Linked DNA regions of Homo sapiens: region 1 is linked to region 2. Evidence: chromatin loops called from intact Hi-C (ENCODE). Cell type or tissue: Caco-2. All regions are shown on one strand.

Evidence for each region. Hi-C counts contacts between places; a loop is a spot of excess contacts. Peaks named below come from ENCODE experiments on the same cell type or tissue, not always from the same donor. Only the 100,000 strongest peaks of a DNase experiment are listed, where the experiment ranks them.
Region 1: a loop joins it to region 2, with 16 times the contacts of the local background. A loop is called at or near these places in 2 of 110 quality-filtered maps.

Annotation. Positions count from the first base shown.
Region 1 is chr6:81,586,675-81,594,674 of GRCh38, reverse strand. No RefSeq gene overlaps it. Among named protein-coding and RNA genes, the nearest start is that of TENT5A, 160 kb to the left of the region's middle. RefSeq lists a silencer at 4,968-5,156. In Caco-2, no CTCF peak of the experiment used is centred here; a DNase peak (open chromatin) is centred at 4,514.
Region 2 is chr6:82,002,251-82,010,250 of GRCh38, reverse strand. All of the region lies in intron 3 of LINC02542 (long intergenic non-protein coding RNA 2542), which reads left to right. Among named protein-coding and RNA genes, the nearest start is that of LINC02542, 96 kb to the left of the region's middle. In Caco-2, a CTCF peak has its summit at 3,910 (motif pointing right); a DNase peak (open chromatin) is centred at 3,950.

The sequences.
Region 1 (8,000 bases), 420 kb after region 2:
GATAGAGTTTCAACATACGAATTTTAGTGGGACAAACATTCAGCCTCACTGAAGGTCAAGGTTTAAATATTACTTAATCCTTGAGCTTCATTCCATTCATTCCCAGTTGCAGACAGGTAGGCTTTCTAAGAAAGGTAGGATTTCTAAGAAAGAGTTAAGAGGGTAGAGGTGATGGACTCGCTCTCTGTGATTGATGTTATGAGAAATAGGTGTTTTAGGGAAATAATTGAAGGCACTCCAACCTGTATCTGAGTGTAAGGGAAGGTTCCTTGGAGAAAGTGAAATAGAAATTGGGTCCTAAAATAGGAAAGGAATAATAATGGCCTAGAAATCTGTAATAATGATGAGTAAAAGTTATTTCATTTGTATGATATTAAAGAGGTAGAAGTAATAGGCCATGGTGATTGTTGGGATATGAGAGATTTTCGTCTTGGTCAGTTAAAGATATCAACTTGGAAAAAATATTCAAAAAGTAGATTTGAGAGTTAAATACTTGTTTACCTTGGCAATAGTGTACAGAAAATATTGTGAGACATCCAGGTAGATTTGTATTCTTTGCGGATGGCTAGGTTATAAGAACAGAGTTCTTACAAAGAATCCCAAACTTCTAGCCATTACCTAACTTTGAAGGAAAGTTTGATTCAGAAGATCGAGTTAGGCTTAAGACTTGCTAGACACAATACTAAGGCTATTCAGCTTCTCTTTGACTTTTATTTCCCTTGATGGCTCTGTTAAGTTAGATTTATTTATTTTTAATTTTTTGCTTTTATTATTAGTTTTAATTGACATATAATAATTGTACATATTTATGGGGTATAGGGTAATATTTCAATACATGCATAAAATGTGTAATAATTAAATCAGGATAATTAGCATATCTATAACTGAATATTTTTCATTTCTTTGTGCTGGGAACTTTCAGATTCTGTGCTTCTAGCTATTAGAAAATATACAATACATTGTTGTTAAAATTATAGTTACCCTCTAGTGCTGTAGAACGCTATAACTTTTCTCTCCTCTCCAGCTGTACTTTTATATTTATTAATCACCTTCTGGCTATTCTTCACTCACCTTACTTTTTCTGGCCTCTAGTAACCAGTATTATACTCTCTACTTCTATGAAACCAACTTTTTTAGCTTCCACATATGAGTGAGAACATGCAGTATTTATCTTTCTGTGACTGGCTTATTTCACTTAAAATAATGTCTCCAAGCTCATCCATGTTGTTACAAATGACAGAATTTGATTCTTTTTTATGTCTAACTAGTATTCCATTGTGTATATGTACCACAGCTTTTTTTTTTTTTTTGGTTGTTTTTTTTGAGACAAAGTCTCATTCTGCTGCCCAGGCTGGAGTGCAATAGTGTGATCTTGGCTTACTGCAACCTCTACCCCTTGGGTTCAAGTGATTTTCATGCCTCAGCCTCCTGAGTAGCTGAGATTACAGGTGTGCACCACACCTGGCTGATTTTTTTGTATTTTTAACAGAGATAGGGTTTCACCATGTTGGCCAGGCTGGTTCACAATTTTTAACTTACTCATCAGATAATAGACACATAGGTTTATTTCATATCTTGCTTATTGTGAATAGTGCTGTGATGAACATAGCAGTGCAGATATCTCTTTGGTATACTGATTTCATTTTGGAGGTTGGCAGTGAGGGGGGCGATATAAACACAGTAGTGAGATTGCTGGGTCATACTCACCATAGTACTGGAAGTCCTAGTCAGAGCAATTAGGCAACAGAAAAAATAAAGTGCATCCAAATACAAAAGGAGAAAGGCAAACTGTCCCAGGTTGCAGACAACATAATCTCATATATAGACGTAAAACTCCACCAAAAAATTTTACAACTGAAAAACAAATTCAGCAAAGTTGCAGGATACACAATCAACATACAAAAGTCAGTAGCATGTCTATACACCCACAACAAAATAGCAGAAAAAGATATCCAATAAATCCAAGAAAGAAATTCCATTTATAATAGCTACAAAAATAAAATACATAGAGGAAATAACCAAGAAGGTAAAAAAGATAAAATATTTCTATAAAGAAAATTATAAAATGCTGATGAAAAAATAAGAAAAGGACACCAAAACAAGACATCCCATATTAATGAAAAGGAAGATTAATATTGTGAAAATGACCATAATAACGAAAGCAATCTACAGATTCAATGCAATGACTATCAAACCAACAATTATATTCTTCACAGCAATAAACAAAAAAATCTTAAAATGTATATTTAACCACAAAAGACCCTCAATAACCAAAGTAATCCTGAGCAAAAAGAACGAAGTTGGAGGCAACCTACCACCTGACTTCAAAATATACTACAATGCTATGAAAACCAAAACAGCATGGTCTTGGCATAAAAGCAGACACATTTACCAATGGGACAGAATAGAGAACCTGGAAATCCACATATTTACAGCTACCTGATTTTCAACAAAGACACAAGAACATTCAGTGGGGAAAAAACAGTCTCTTTAAAAAATAATGTTGGGAAAACTGAATATTCATATGCAGAAGAATGAAACTAGACCCCTACCTCTCACTACATATAAAAATAAACTTGAAATTTATTACAGAATTAAATGTAAGATCCAGAACTATTAAATTACTAGAAGAAAACTTAGGGAAAACACTTTTGGACATTCTGGGTGAAGATTTTATGAAGAAGCCCTCAAAAGTACAGGCAACAAAAGCAAAAATAAACAAATGGGGTTATATCAAACTAAAAAGCTTCTGCACAGCAATGGGAGAAAATATTTGCAAACTATTCATCTGACAAGGAATTAATACCCAGAATACACAAGGAACTCAAATAACTCAACAGCAATAAAAAAGAAACAAAGAAAACCCACACAATTCTGATTTTAAAAAGGGCAAATTAGTAGAATATATCTCTATCAGAAGAAAACAAACAAATGACCAATAGGAAAATGAAAAAGTGCTCAACATCACAAATCATCAGGGAAATGCAAATTAAAACCACAATGAGATATAATCTCACCTAGGTTAGAATGAGCAAAAAGACAAAAACTAACAAATGCTGGGAGGATGTGGAGAAAGGGGAACTCTTATATAGTGTTGGTGGGAATGTAAATAGTACAGTCTTTATGGAAAACAGTATGGAAGTTCCTCAAAAAACTAAAATAGAACTCCCATTTATTTGTTAAGAAAGCCAAAGAATCAGTTATTACAGTAACTTATTAGAAAAATTTAATGTGCCTCTTTCGTTTGTTGAAAGCTATGTTTCCCAGACTTTGTCATTTGATTTTTCTCTCTATGGGTTTGCCATAACCAGTTGCCAACTATACAATTTTTCTCTAAAAATACTCTTCTACTCTTCCTAAGGAATAATGTCCATCAAATCACAGATTTGATGTGCGATTATATTTTTATAATGTCAAATAAAATAAATGCATAACTCATGTACCACTGCTATTTATGTATCACATCAAATCTCATCTACCAATACTATCTTTTGGGAAATGTTGGTTAAGGAAATTAAACCCATGAAAGGATTAGCTTCTAGGTCTCCTCAGGTATGGCTAGTTACATAGTTAATTTTCCACAAGAAAAGAAAAATTTTGCTGATGGCAAAAATGAATGTAGGTCAGAGACTACACATGTTGTTGTTTAGAGAGACCGAATGATAGAGAGCTAACATGGCAACTCTGTTCTCTTGGCTTTGCAGAGTTTCTTTAGGGGATGGCACTGCTTTCTTAAGGAAAGGATAAAAGTGGAGCATGCGACAAGAGCTTTTAGCCACCCCCAGAACACTGCCTTGGAGTCACACATCATCAAAGTATGTTAGCAGCAGCAAATCTGTACAGGTCTGCAGAAACCTCAATTCTTGCCTCCCCAGAAGAAATAACTTTACAGAGGGGCATAAGGCAGAGGGAAAGATGTATGTCAGTTTTAGAGCTGGAATGAACGTTTATTAAAGTTTTAGAGGAAGAACAAAAGTAAAGTACCCTTGGAAGAAGGCCAAGGGGGCAACTTGAGAGATTCAAGTGCCCAGTTAACCTTTGACTTGGGGTTTTAAACGTTGGCATGCTTTCTGTGGGTTGTGTCCCTTCTTCCCTGATTCTTCCCTGGGCTCAGGTCATCCACACGTGCAGCAGCCTACCTGCACTTGGGAGGGGCTGCAAGCACAGTGTGTTTACTGAAATTTTAGGCATGCTCACTTGAGACATTTTTCCCATACTAGTCAAGACGTGTTGAAATTCCAACATTTTGCCTCTTAGTGACTTGAGGTGTTTTTCCTTTACTAGTCACGTGTTCCTAGAGGAAGGTCACGTACCAGTTAAACTCTACCATTTTGCCTCTTAGTGTGCATGCTTGAGCCTACTCACCCAACTCCTGAAATCTTATCGGGAAGCTGCTGACCACCAGTTTCAGGTGTTTCTATTCATTGGGAGATGGCCGTTCCCTGTTGCCAGCTGCAGCCAATTATTATTTTAGAGACGCAGTTTAACAACCTCCTGACCATGACCTGATGGTTGCCTGACATTCCTGGTGTGCGTGGGGGCCCTCTGCTGCCCTGCTCATGTCAGACTACCTACCTACTGTAACAACAGTAGTTCTATTGTGGTACATTGCATTTATTCAACCATATTTCTTAGATTGCTAAGTTTACAAACAATAAAAGATTAAATGATAAGCTATTATTAAAGATAAATAAAATGAACTAGAGCAAATAGGATTGAAAGTTGAGCATATGAAAGAGCAAACATTCTGCAGTAGGAAAGAACAAGGGTTGTTATCTGAACTGAAATGTCTAAAGCTGTTCACAAATTCCTTTTGTGCCTGAAGTAATGAAGAGGATTTCTTCTTGGGAAAGATATATTCTAGGCTTAAATTAGGAGAATGAAACCCTTAACAAATTTCTGAAGTCAGAGAAGTTATATGTTAAACACATACAGGCCTTCAGGCAGACAGTCTGCAAAACAAGGAGAAAACAAAAGGGTGCTCATGGTTTTCCCCAGTGCCATTGCCCTGGAGGCCATCTGGTGGAGCATAACATGAGCATAGCTGGACTCCAGCACCAGCTTTGAGACTTTACACGGTTTACTTGCCACTATGGGACTGATACCCAGGCCTTACTACCCAGCAAAATTAAATCCCTTTTGGGACAAGATTAGAAGGTAAATTTAATAAACAAAAGTGCTTCTGCACATATTACCCTGAGGTTCTATGGAAAGTCTCAGTGGCAGTGTCTAACAGCATCTAAGTGTGAAGCACATAAACTTTGTTTTATTTTGTTTTAAATTAAGACTATTTTTTCAGAGCAGTTTTAGGTTTATAGAAAAACTGAGCACGAAGTACAGAGAATACTCATATACTCCATCTATCCCACCCACAGTTGCCCGTTTTTAACATTTTGCGTAGTTATGGCACATTTGTTACAATTGATAAACCACTACTGATATATTATTATTAACTAATAATAATTTACATTAGGGTTCACCCTTTGTGTTTTACAGTCCTATGGGTGTTTTTGTTTGTTTTGTTTTGTTTTTGACGGAATCTCATTCTGTCGCCCAGGCTGGATTGCAGTGGCGCAATTTCAGCTCACTGCAACTTCTGCCTACCAGGTTCAAGCGAGTCTCCTTCCTCAGCCTCCCGAGTGGCTGGGACTACAGGTGCGTGCCACCACACCCGGCTAACTTTTTGTGTTTTTTTAGTAGAGACGGAGTTTCACTGTGTTAGCCAGGATGGTCTCGATCTCCTGACCTCGTGATCTGCCCACCTCGGCGTCCCAAAGTGCTGGGATTATAGGAGTGAGCCCAGCCCAGTCCTATGGCTTTTGATTATTTCATATATCCACCATTGCAACACCATACAGAATAGTTTCACCATCCTAAAAATTCCCTGTATTCTACCTATTCATCCTGCTCCTTTCCCCTTAATCCCTGGCAACCACAGATCTTTACTGTCTCCATAGTTTTACCTTTTCTAAAATGTCATATAGCTGGAATCAGAAAGAATGTAACATTTTCAGATTGGCTTCTTTCACTTAGTAATATACATTTAAGTTTCTTTCATGCCTTTCTGTGGCTTGATAACTCACTTCTGTCTATTGCTGAGTAATATTTTATGTAAGGATGTAGCACAGTTTGTTTATCTATTTGCCTATTAAAGAACATCTTGTGTGATTCCAATTTTGGACAATTATAAATACAGCTGCTATAAACATCTGTGTGCAGATTTTTGTGTGTGTGTGGGTATAGGCGTTCAACTCATCTGCTTACCTAGGAGCATGATTGTTAGATCAAATGGTAAGACTACATTTGGCTTTGTAAAAAATGCCAAACTTTCTTGGCCAAAATGCCAAAAAGCTGAACAGTACCCAGTATCTCACCCCAGCTCCCTTTCCAAAAGCACATGCAGGTCTCATTTCTTTAGGACCCTAACCCAAACTAATGACAGATAACACAGATATGAATTCAGGTACTGTTCTTTGTACAATTAACTTCCACAGATTTTTTTTCCATTCAATCTTAAACACTTATCTGATGAGAGTTTATTTTCCCCAATTTGAAGATGAGGAAACTGAGTTTTAGCCAAAGTTTGTGCAGTTAATTAGTGGTATAGATAAACTAGACACACCTCAATCATTTAAAGTCTCATCTGGAATAAGGAGAAATACAAGTTAAATAAGCATACAAGTAAACCAGCTACTTCTCCCAATTCAACCTGGAAGTTGTAATGACAAACTTGGCTGACATGTGGCTCTTCCAGATAACATCACCATTTAAAAAGTTGATGGTTCTCATGTGGAGCGATAGGAACGCTTTTACACTGTTGGGAGTGTAAATTAGTTCAACCATTGTGGAAGACAGTGTGGTGATTTCTCAAGGATCTAGAACCAGAAATATCGTTTGACCCAGCAATCCCATTACTGGGTATATACCCAAAGGATTATAAATCATTCTACTATAAAGATACATGCACACATGTTTATTGCAGCACTATTCACAATAGCAAAGACTTGGAACCAACCCAAATGCCCATCAATGACAGACTGGATTAAGAAAATATGGCACATATACACCATAGAATACTATGCAACGATAAAGAAGGATGAGTTCATGTCCTTTGAAGGGACATGGATGAAGCTGGAAACCATCATTCTCAGCAAACTAACACAGGAACAGAAAACCAAACATTTTCTCACCCATAAGTGGGAGTTGAACAATGAAAACACATGGACACAGGGAGGGGAACATCACACACCAGGGCCCGTTGGGAGGTGGGGGCTAGGGAAGGGATAGCATTAGGAGAAATACCTAATGTAGATGACGGGTTGATGGGTGCCACAAACCACCATGGCACGTGTATACCTATGTAACAAACTTGCACGTTCTGCACATGTATCTCAGAACTTAAAGTATAATAAAAAAAACAACAGTAGATGGCATTTTATCATATGTTTTAAATGTGTAATAAAGAAAGCCTTTGAGTGGCCAAAAGAAATAGTAAAAAAAAATGATATTTCTCATGCCATCACCTGAAGGAATGAATAATTAACAATGGTATTTTAATCCCTAGAGGATACTTTTATTACCAAGTTGACCTAACATGCAACTAGTCAGACAACATGTCATTCAAAAATTCCTTTCACTATTCTTGAAGTAGAACAATGAAGTAGTGATGATCCTTTCTGAAACTAGAGAAAGCTGGTAAGGGGGTGATATGGTTTGGCTGTGACTCCACCCAAATCTCACTTGAATTATAATAATCCCCACATGTGAAGGGCAGGGCCAGGTGGAGATAATTGAATCATGAAGGCAGTTTCCCCCATACTGTTCTTGTGGTAGTGGATGAGTCTCACGAGATCTGATGGTTTTATAAATGGGAGTGTCCATGCACAAGCTCTTTGCCTGCCGCCATTAAGATGTGACTTTTCTTCATATTCTCCTTCTGCCACGATGGTGAGGCCTCCCAGCCATGTGGAACAGTAGGTCAATTAAACCTCTTTCCTTTA
Region 2 (8,000 bases):
TAAAGAAAATGTGGCACATATATACCATGGAATACTATGCAGCCATAAAAAAGAATGAGTTCATGTCCTTTGCAGGAACATGGATGAAGCTGGAAGCCATCATTCTCAGCAAACTAACACAGGAATAGAAAACCAAATACCACATGTTCTCACTCATAAGTGGGAGTTGAACAATGAGAACACATGGACCCAGGGAGAGGAGCATTACACACTTGGTCCTGTCAGGGGGTGGTGGGTAAGGGGAGGGAGAGCATTAGGACAAACACCTAATGCATGCGGGGCTTAAAACCTAGATGACGGGTTGATAGGTACAGCAAACCATCATGGCACATGTATACCTATGCAACAAACCTGCACATTCTGCACATGTATCCCAGAACTTGAAGTAAAATTTAAAAAAATTAGTTGCAAATGGATGGGTTTACTTCTGGGCTTTCTATTCTGTTTCACTAGTTTATGTTTTTGTTTATGCAACCACTATACTGTTTTGATTATCATAGCTTTGTAACTTTTTTTTTCAACTTTTACTTTAGATTCATTGGGTACATGTGCAGATTTTTCTTTACCTGGGTATATTGCACGATGCTGAGTTTTGGGGCATGAATAATATCCAACCCAGTTACAAAGCATGGTACCCAATACTCATTTTGCAACCTTTGCCCCACTCTCTTTCTCCTCCCTCTAGAAGTCCCCAGTTTCTATTGTTGGAATCTGTGTTCATGAGTACTTGATGTTTAGCTACCACTTATAAGTGAGAACATGTGGTATTTGGTTTTCTGTTCCTGTGTTAATTTGCTTAAGATAATGGCCTTCAGCTATATCCATGTTGCTGCAAAGGATATGATTTCATTCTTTTTTGTGGTTACATAGTATTCCATGGTGTATATGTACCACAATCTCTTTACCCAGTACACCTTTAATGGGAACCTTTGTTAATTCTATGTCTTTACTATTTTGAATAGTGCTGCAATGAACATGTAAGTGCATGTGTCTTTTGGTAGAATGATTTATTTTCTTTTGGGTATATACCCAGTAATGGGATTGCTAGGTCAAGTGGTAGTTCTGTTCTAAGTTCTTTGAGAAATCACCAAACTGCTTTTCATAGTGGCTGAACTAATTTACATTCTCACCAACAGTGTAAAAGTGTTCTCTTTCTCCACAGTCTGGCCACTACCTGTTGTTTTCGACTTTTTAATAATAGTCATTCTGACTGGTGTGAGATGGTATCTCATTGTGGGTTTGATTTGCATTTCTCTGATGATTTGTGATGCCAAGCATTTTTAAATATGTTTTTTGGCCACTTGTATCTCTTCTTTGAGGAAGTGCCTCTTCATGTCTTTTGCCCATTTTTAAATGGGATTGTTTTTCGTTTATGCAATTGTCTAAGTTCCTCATAGATTCTGGATATTAGACCTTTGTCTGATGTGTAGTTTGCAAGTATTTTCTCCCATTCTATCTAGCTTGTCTATTTACTCTGTTGATAGTTTCTTTTACTGTGCATAAGCTCTTTAGTTTAATTAGGTCCCACTTATACGTTTTTTTTGAGGACTTGGTCACAAATTCTTTTCCTAGACCAATGTCCAGAATGGTGTTTCCTCTGTTTTTTTCTAGGATTCTTATACTTTGAGCTCTTACATTTAAATATTTAACCCATCTTGAGTTAATTTTTGTATGTGGTGAAAGGTAGGGGTCCAGTTTCATTCTTCTGCATATGACTAGTCGGTTATCCCAGCACCATTTTTTTGAATAGAGAGTCCTTTCCTCATTGCTTATTTTTGTCAGCTTTGTCAAAGGTAAGATAGCTGTAGGTATGCAGCATTATTTCTGGATTCTCTATCTGTTCCATTGGTCTATGTGTCTGTTTTTGTACTAGTACCATGCTGCTTGGTTACCGTAGCTTTATAGTATAGTTTGAAATTGGTTAGTATGATGCCTCTGGCTTTGTTCTTTTTGTTTAGAATTGCTTTGGCTGTTTTGGGCTCTTTTTTGGTTCCATATAAATTTTAGAATTTTTTTCTAGTTCTGTGAAAAATGATGTTGGTAGTTTGATAGGAATAGCATTGAATCAGTAGATTGGTTTGGGTAGTATGGCTATTTTAACAATATTGATTCTTCCAAACTATGAGTATGGAAAGATTTTCATTTGTTTCTGTCATCTATGATTTCTTTTAGCAGTGTTTTGTAGTTCTTCTTTTAGAGATCTTTCATCTTCTTGTTAGATGTATTCCTAAATTATTATTTTTTTTTGCATGGCCATTGTAAATGAGATTGCATTCTTGATTTGGCTTTCAGCTTAAATGTATTGGTGCATAGAAATGCTAGTGATTTTTGTACATTGATTTTGTATTCTGAAACTTTACCAAAGTGATTTTTCAGTTCTAGGAGCCTTTTTGCGGCGGCGCTTTTAGGGGGTTTCTAGGTGTAGAATCATATTTGCAAAGACAGATAGTTTGACTTCTTCTTTTCCTATTTGGATGTCTTTTATTTATTTCTCTTGCCTGATTGCTCTGGCTAGCACTTCTAGTACAATGTTAGCAGTGATAAGAGTAGGCATTCTTTTCTTGCTCCAGTTCTCAAGGGAAGTGCTTCCAGTTCTTACCCATTCAGTGTGATTTTGGCTCTGTGTTTGTCAGAGAGGGTTCTTATTATTTTGAGGTATATTCCTTCTTGAGGAACATCATTTCTTGAGGTTTTTCATTTTTTTTTAATCATGAAGGGATGTTGGATTTTCTTGAAAGCTCTTTCCACACCTATTGAGATGATCATATGTTTTGTCTAGTGGTAATGAATTCCCTTAGTGCTTGCTTGTCTGAAAAAGTTTCATTTCTCCTTTGCTTATGAAGCTTAGTTTGGTGGGACATGAAATTCTTGGCTGAAATTTCTTGTCTTTAAGAATGCTGCAAACAGGCCCCCCATCTTTCCTTGCTTGTAAGATTTCTGCTGTTAGCCTGATGGGCTTCCCTTTGTATGTCATCTGACCTTTTTCTCTAGCAACCTTTAAGAGTTTTTGTTTAGTGTTGACCTTGGACAGTTTGGTGACTATATGCCTTGGTGATGTTTATTTTGAATAGTATCTCACAAGTGTTCTTTGGATTTCTTGTATCTAGATGTCTACCTGTCTAGCAAGATTAGGGATTTTTTTGAATTATTCCCTTAAATATGTTTTTCAGGTTTTTATCCTTCTCTTTTCATTCTTTCTCAGGAATGCCAATAATTTGTAGGTTTAGTCAATTTACATAATTCCATATTTTTTTGAAGACTTTGTTCATTAAAAAAATTCTTTTTTCTTGATTTTTGTCTGGGTTAGCTAAAGAGACTAGTCTTCAAGCTCTGAAATTCTTTCTTCTGCTTGATCCAGGCTATTGATAAAGCTTTCAATTGTACGTTGAAATTCCTTAAGTGAGTTTTTAAATTCCAGAAGCTCTGATTGATTTCGTTCCATGATGTTTATCTTTTCCTTCATTTCTTAGATTGCTTTAGAAGTTTCTTTGTGTTGATTTTCAATCTTACCTTGGAGCTTGTTGAGCTTCCTTGCAATCCATGCTTTAAATGCTTTATCTGTCATTTCCGAGTTTCCATTTTGTTGGTGACCATTGCTGGAGAGCTAGTGTGATTTTTTTGGTGGTGTTACTACATTCAGATTTTTCATGGTGCCAGAATTTTTGCACTGATTCCTTCTCATCTGGAGACACCGGCACTTCTAATTTTTGTAATTATTTTTGTGCAGGAGGGATTTTTTCTTTTTCTTTCTTTCCCTGTAATATATATGTTTTTCCTTTCTGTTTCCTTCTTCCCCTCTACCTCACCAGGGGATGCAACTGTAGAGAATGCTGAATAGGGTCTTTTGGCTTTACTTCTATAGTCTTATGCACTGTTTTTGGCAGATTTTATATTGGGCTGTGCAGTTTGACCAACGAGCCAGCAGATGGCACTTATAGGTAAGAGCTGGCTGTGGCCAACATGGCTGGGTATATACTTGATCCTTGTTTACTGGCAGAAGCTCTTTGTTACCTGAGGCAATGGGCTGGTTCATGGAATGCACAGTGGTGTGAGTTCTCTGCTCAGCCCGGAGGCAGTGGGGGCAACAATTGGTGGGACTGAATTGGGCAGGTCCCCTGATGGCAGGCACAAGCACCTGTGCTGTGTGAGAATCCAGTGGGTAACACCAGGCACGCAGAAATATACCTTGGCACAGAGCTGGGAAGCCTACTCAGCCCCAAGTTCTCTGCATGGGGATGTGTCTCGTGTGTGTGTGTGTGTGTGTGTGTGTGTGTGTGTGTGTATGGTGGGGGAGGGGTCTAAACTCCTAATCCAAGATAATGGGTACTTCAGATGCCTGGAGATCTGCCTGGCATGGATCAAGGAGGGTTCCCCTGCACCAAGATCTCTGCATAGGAGGTCTGGCACTCTGCATAGGGTAGCTCTGGCAGCTGATCCAGGCAAGCAGGTGCTTGGAATGCCTGGAGATCTGCCTGGGAACGGAGCAGAAAAAGCTTCGCTGCACCATGATCTATGTCCAGGAAGGATAGGGTGAATCAAGCTGCTGAACCAGACAAGTGGGTGCTCCAGATGCCTGGAGATATGCTTGGGTGTGGAGTGGAGAGGGCTGTGCCACACCATGATCTTAGGGAAACAGCCTAAGGCCCCAACAATGGCACATGCAGACCAGTTCTAGGTGGCCAAGATGGCTCTGGCTTAAGTCTCACTCTTCAGCAGAAGCTACAGCTATAGCAGTTCTCCTGTTCCAGTCTTGCAATGGAATGGAGGAGAGCAGGTGCTCCAATCTGAGTCTAAAATGCCTGTGTGAGCATGCCAGCAAATGTCCAAAGAATGGCTGACTTTGTATTCACCTGAATTAAAAATGGTGTCCAGTTCTAGGTCCAGGTGTGGGAAAATTTCTGTACCTTTTCCCGGTGTCTTTCCCAGTGTCTCGAGTAGCTGGCCTTTTCCCGAGTTAGCGCCAGGGTTTGGGAGAAACAAAGCGCACTCTCTAGGTTTGGGTTGCTCAAGGTTTGGGTTACACAGATCCCCAGTGTAAAGAAGAGTCACAGAGGATGTCTCTGCTTCTTTCGCAGACTGGGCTTCACTCATGTTTATCAGTCAGACACCATCATGGGGGCTGTTTGCCAGCATTCTCCTTCCTGGGATCTGGAGTGTCCTTAACGATTCTGGAAGATTCCTGTTTTCCTTCTTCTGTAAAATAATTTGAAATGAGGAAGTGTAATACTTTCAGTTTTGTTCTTTCTCAAGGTGGCTTTGGGTATTCAGGGTTCTTTGTGAGTCCATACAAATTTTAGAATTATTTTTTCTATTTCTGTGAAAGTGCCACTGGAGGCCGGGCGCGGTGGCTCACGCCTGTAATCCCAGCACTTTGGGAGGCCGAGGTGGGCGGATCACGAGGTCAGGAGATGGAGACCATCCTGGCAAACATGGTGAAACCCCGTCTCTACTAAAAATACAAAAAAATTAGCCGAGCGTGGTGGTGGGCGCCTGTAGTCCCAGCTACTCCGGAGGCTGAGGCAGAAGAATGGTGTGAACCCAGGAGGCGGAGCTCGCTGTGAGCCGAGATCGCCCCACCGCACTCCAGCCTGGGCGACAGAGCGAGACTCTGTTTCAAAAAAAAAAAAGAAGAAACAAAAAAAAAAGAAAGTGCCTCTGGCATTGAATCTGTAGTTTTCCATGGGTAGTATAAACATTTTAACAATATTGACTCTTCCAGTTTATGAACATGGGATATCATTCGGTTTATTTGTGTCTATTTTAATTGCTTGCATCAATTTTTTTTTTTTTTTTTTTTGAGACGCAGTTTCACTCTTGTTGCCCAGGCTGGAGTGCAATGGTGCGCACTCAGCTCACCGCAACCTCCGCCTCCTGGGTTCAAGTGATTCTCTCCTTCTTCAGCCTCTCGAGTAGCTGGGATTACAGGCATGCACCACCACACCCGGCTAATTTTGTATTTTTTAGTAGAGACGGTGTTTCTCCATGTTGGTCAGGCTGGTCTCGAACTCCTGATCTCAGGTGAACCCCCCCGCCTCGGCCTCCCAAAGTGCTGGGATTACAGGCATGAGCAACTGCGCCGGCCACATCAATGTTTTATAGTTTTCACTCTGTAGTGTCTAAAGAGTGTGAAAAAATATTTTGTGGTTTTCAGAGTATAGATTTCTCATCTCCTTGTTAAATTTATGCATAAATGTTGTGTTGTTTTAATGCTATTACAAATGGCATTGTTTTTGTAATTTCTTTTTCAGATAGTTTGTTATTGGTGTATAAAAACACAACTGATTTTCATATGTTGATTTTGTATCCTGCAACTTTACTGAATTCATTAATCATTTCTAACAGTTTGTGTGTGTGTGTGTGTGTGTAGACATTAGGATTTTCTATATGTAAGATTATGTCATGAGCAAACAGAGACAATTTAACTTCTTCCTTTCTGATTTGAATGGTTTTTATTGCTTTTACTTTCCTATTTGCTCTGGCTAGGACTTCCAGGATTATGTTGAATAGAAGTGTGAGTGTGCACATACACTTCTTTTTCCTGACCTTAGAGAAAAAGCTTTTAGTTTTCCACTAATAAGTACGATGTTAGCTGTGGGCTTGTCACATATGGTCTTTATTATAATGTTGAGGTGCATTCCTTCCTACCTAATTTCTTGAGAGGTTTTTTAAAATCATAAAATGGTGTTGAATTTTACAAAATGCTTTTTTTTCTGAATCTATTGACATAAACATATTATTTTTTCTTTCATTCTGTTAATGTCTTCATGTTTATTGTGTCTGTTGAACTATCTTTGCATCCCAGAGATAAATCCTACTTGATTATTTCATATGATTATTTTAATGTGCTGTCGGTTCAGTGTATTTATATCCAGTTTGTTGGAATATAATTTTTTAACAGTAGAATTTTATGGTTCTTTATGTGGTATAAATTAAAATGCTTTCCCTTTAATTTATATTTTTACTTGGGTTTCCTCTCTTTTTTTCTTACTCTAGCTAAAGGTTTGTCAATTCTGTTTATCTAAAAAAAAATTCTTATTTTTGTTGAAGTTTCCAATTGTTTGTCTAGTTTCTATTTCATTTATTTCACTCCTAACATTATTTCCTCTCTTCTGCTAATTTTGTGCTTCATTTGCTTCTTTAAAATCCAGTTCTTTTGGCCAGGCACGGTGGCTCACATCTGTAATCCCAGCACTTTGAGAGGCTGAGGCAGGTGGATCACAAGGTCTGGAGATCGAGACCATCCTAGCTAACATGGTGAAACCCTGTCTCTACTAAAAATACAAAAAATTCGCTGAGCGTGATGGTGGGTGCCTGAAGTCCCAGCTACTCCGGAGGCTGAGGCAAGATAATTGCTCAGACCCGGGAGGCAGAGCTTGCAGTGAGCCGAAATTGCACCACTGCACTCCAGCCTGGGCAACAGAGCAAGACTCTATCTCAAAAAAAAAAATAAAAAAATCTAGTTCATTTGAGGTATACAGTTAGGTTGTTTATTTGCGATTTTTATTTTTTCTTGATGTAGACCTTATAGCACCAAACTTTATTCTTTGAGCTTTTTTTCCTCAGCACCCTGTAAGTTTTGTACGTTATATTTCCAATTTTGTTTGTCTCAAGATATTTTTTGATTTCCCCTTTGATTTCTTCTTACACTCATTCGTTCTTTAGGAGTGTATTTGTTAATTTTGCATATTTATAAGATTTCCAATTTTCCTCTTATTGATTTTTAGTTTCATACTGTTATTGTTAGAAAATATACTTGATATAATTTCAGTCTACTGAAATTTGTTAAGATTTGTTTTGTGGCTTAACATGTGATCCATACTGGAGAATATTCCTTGTGCCTTTGAGAAGAATATGTATTGTAATGCTATTGGATAGAATGATCTGTTTATGTCTGTTAGGTCTATTTTTCTATAGTGTTGTTCAAGTTCACTGTTTCTGTACTGGTTTTCTAAATGGGTAATCTATCCATAGTTAAAAGTGAGGTATTGAATTTACCTACT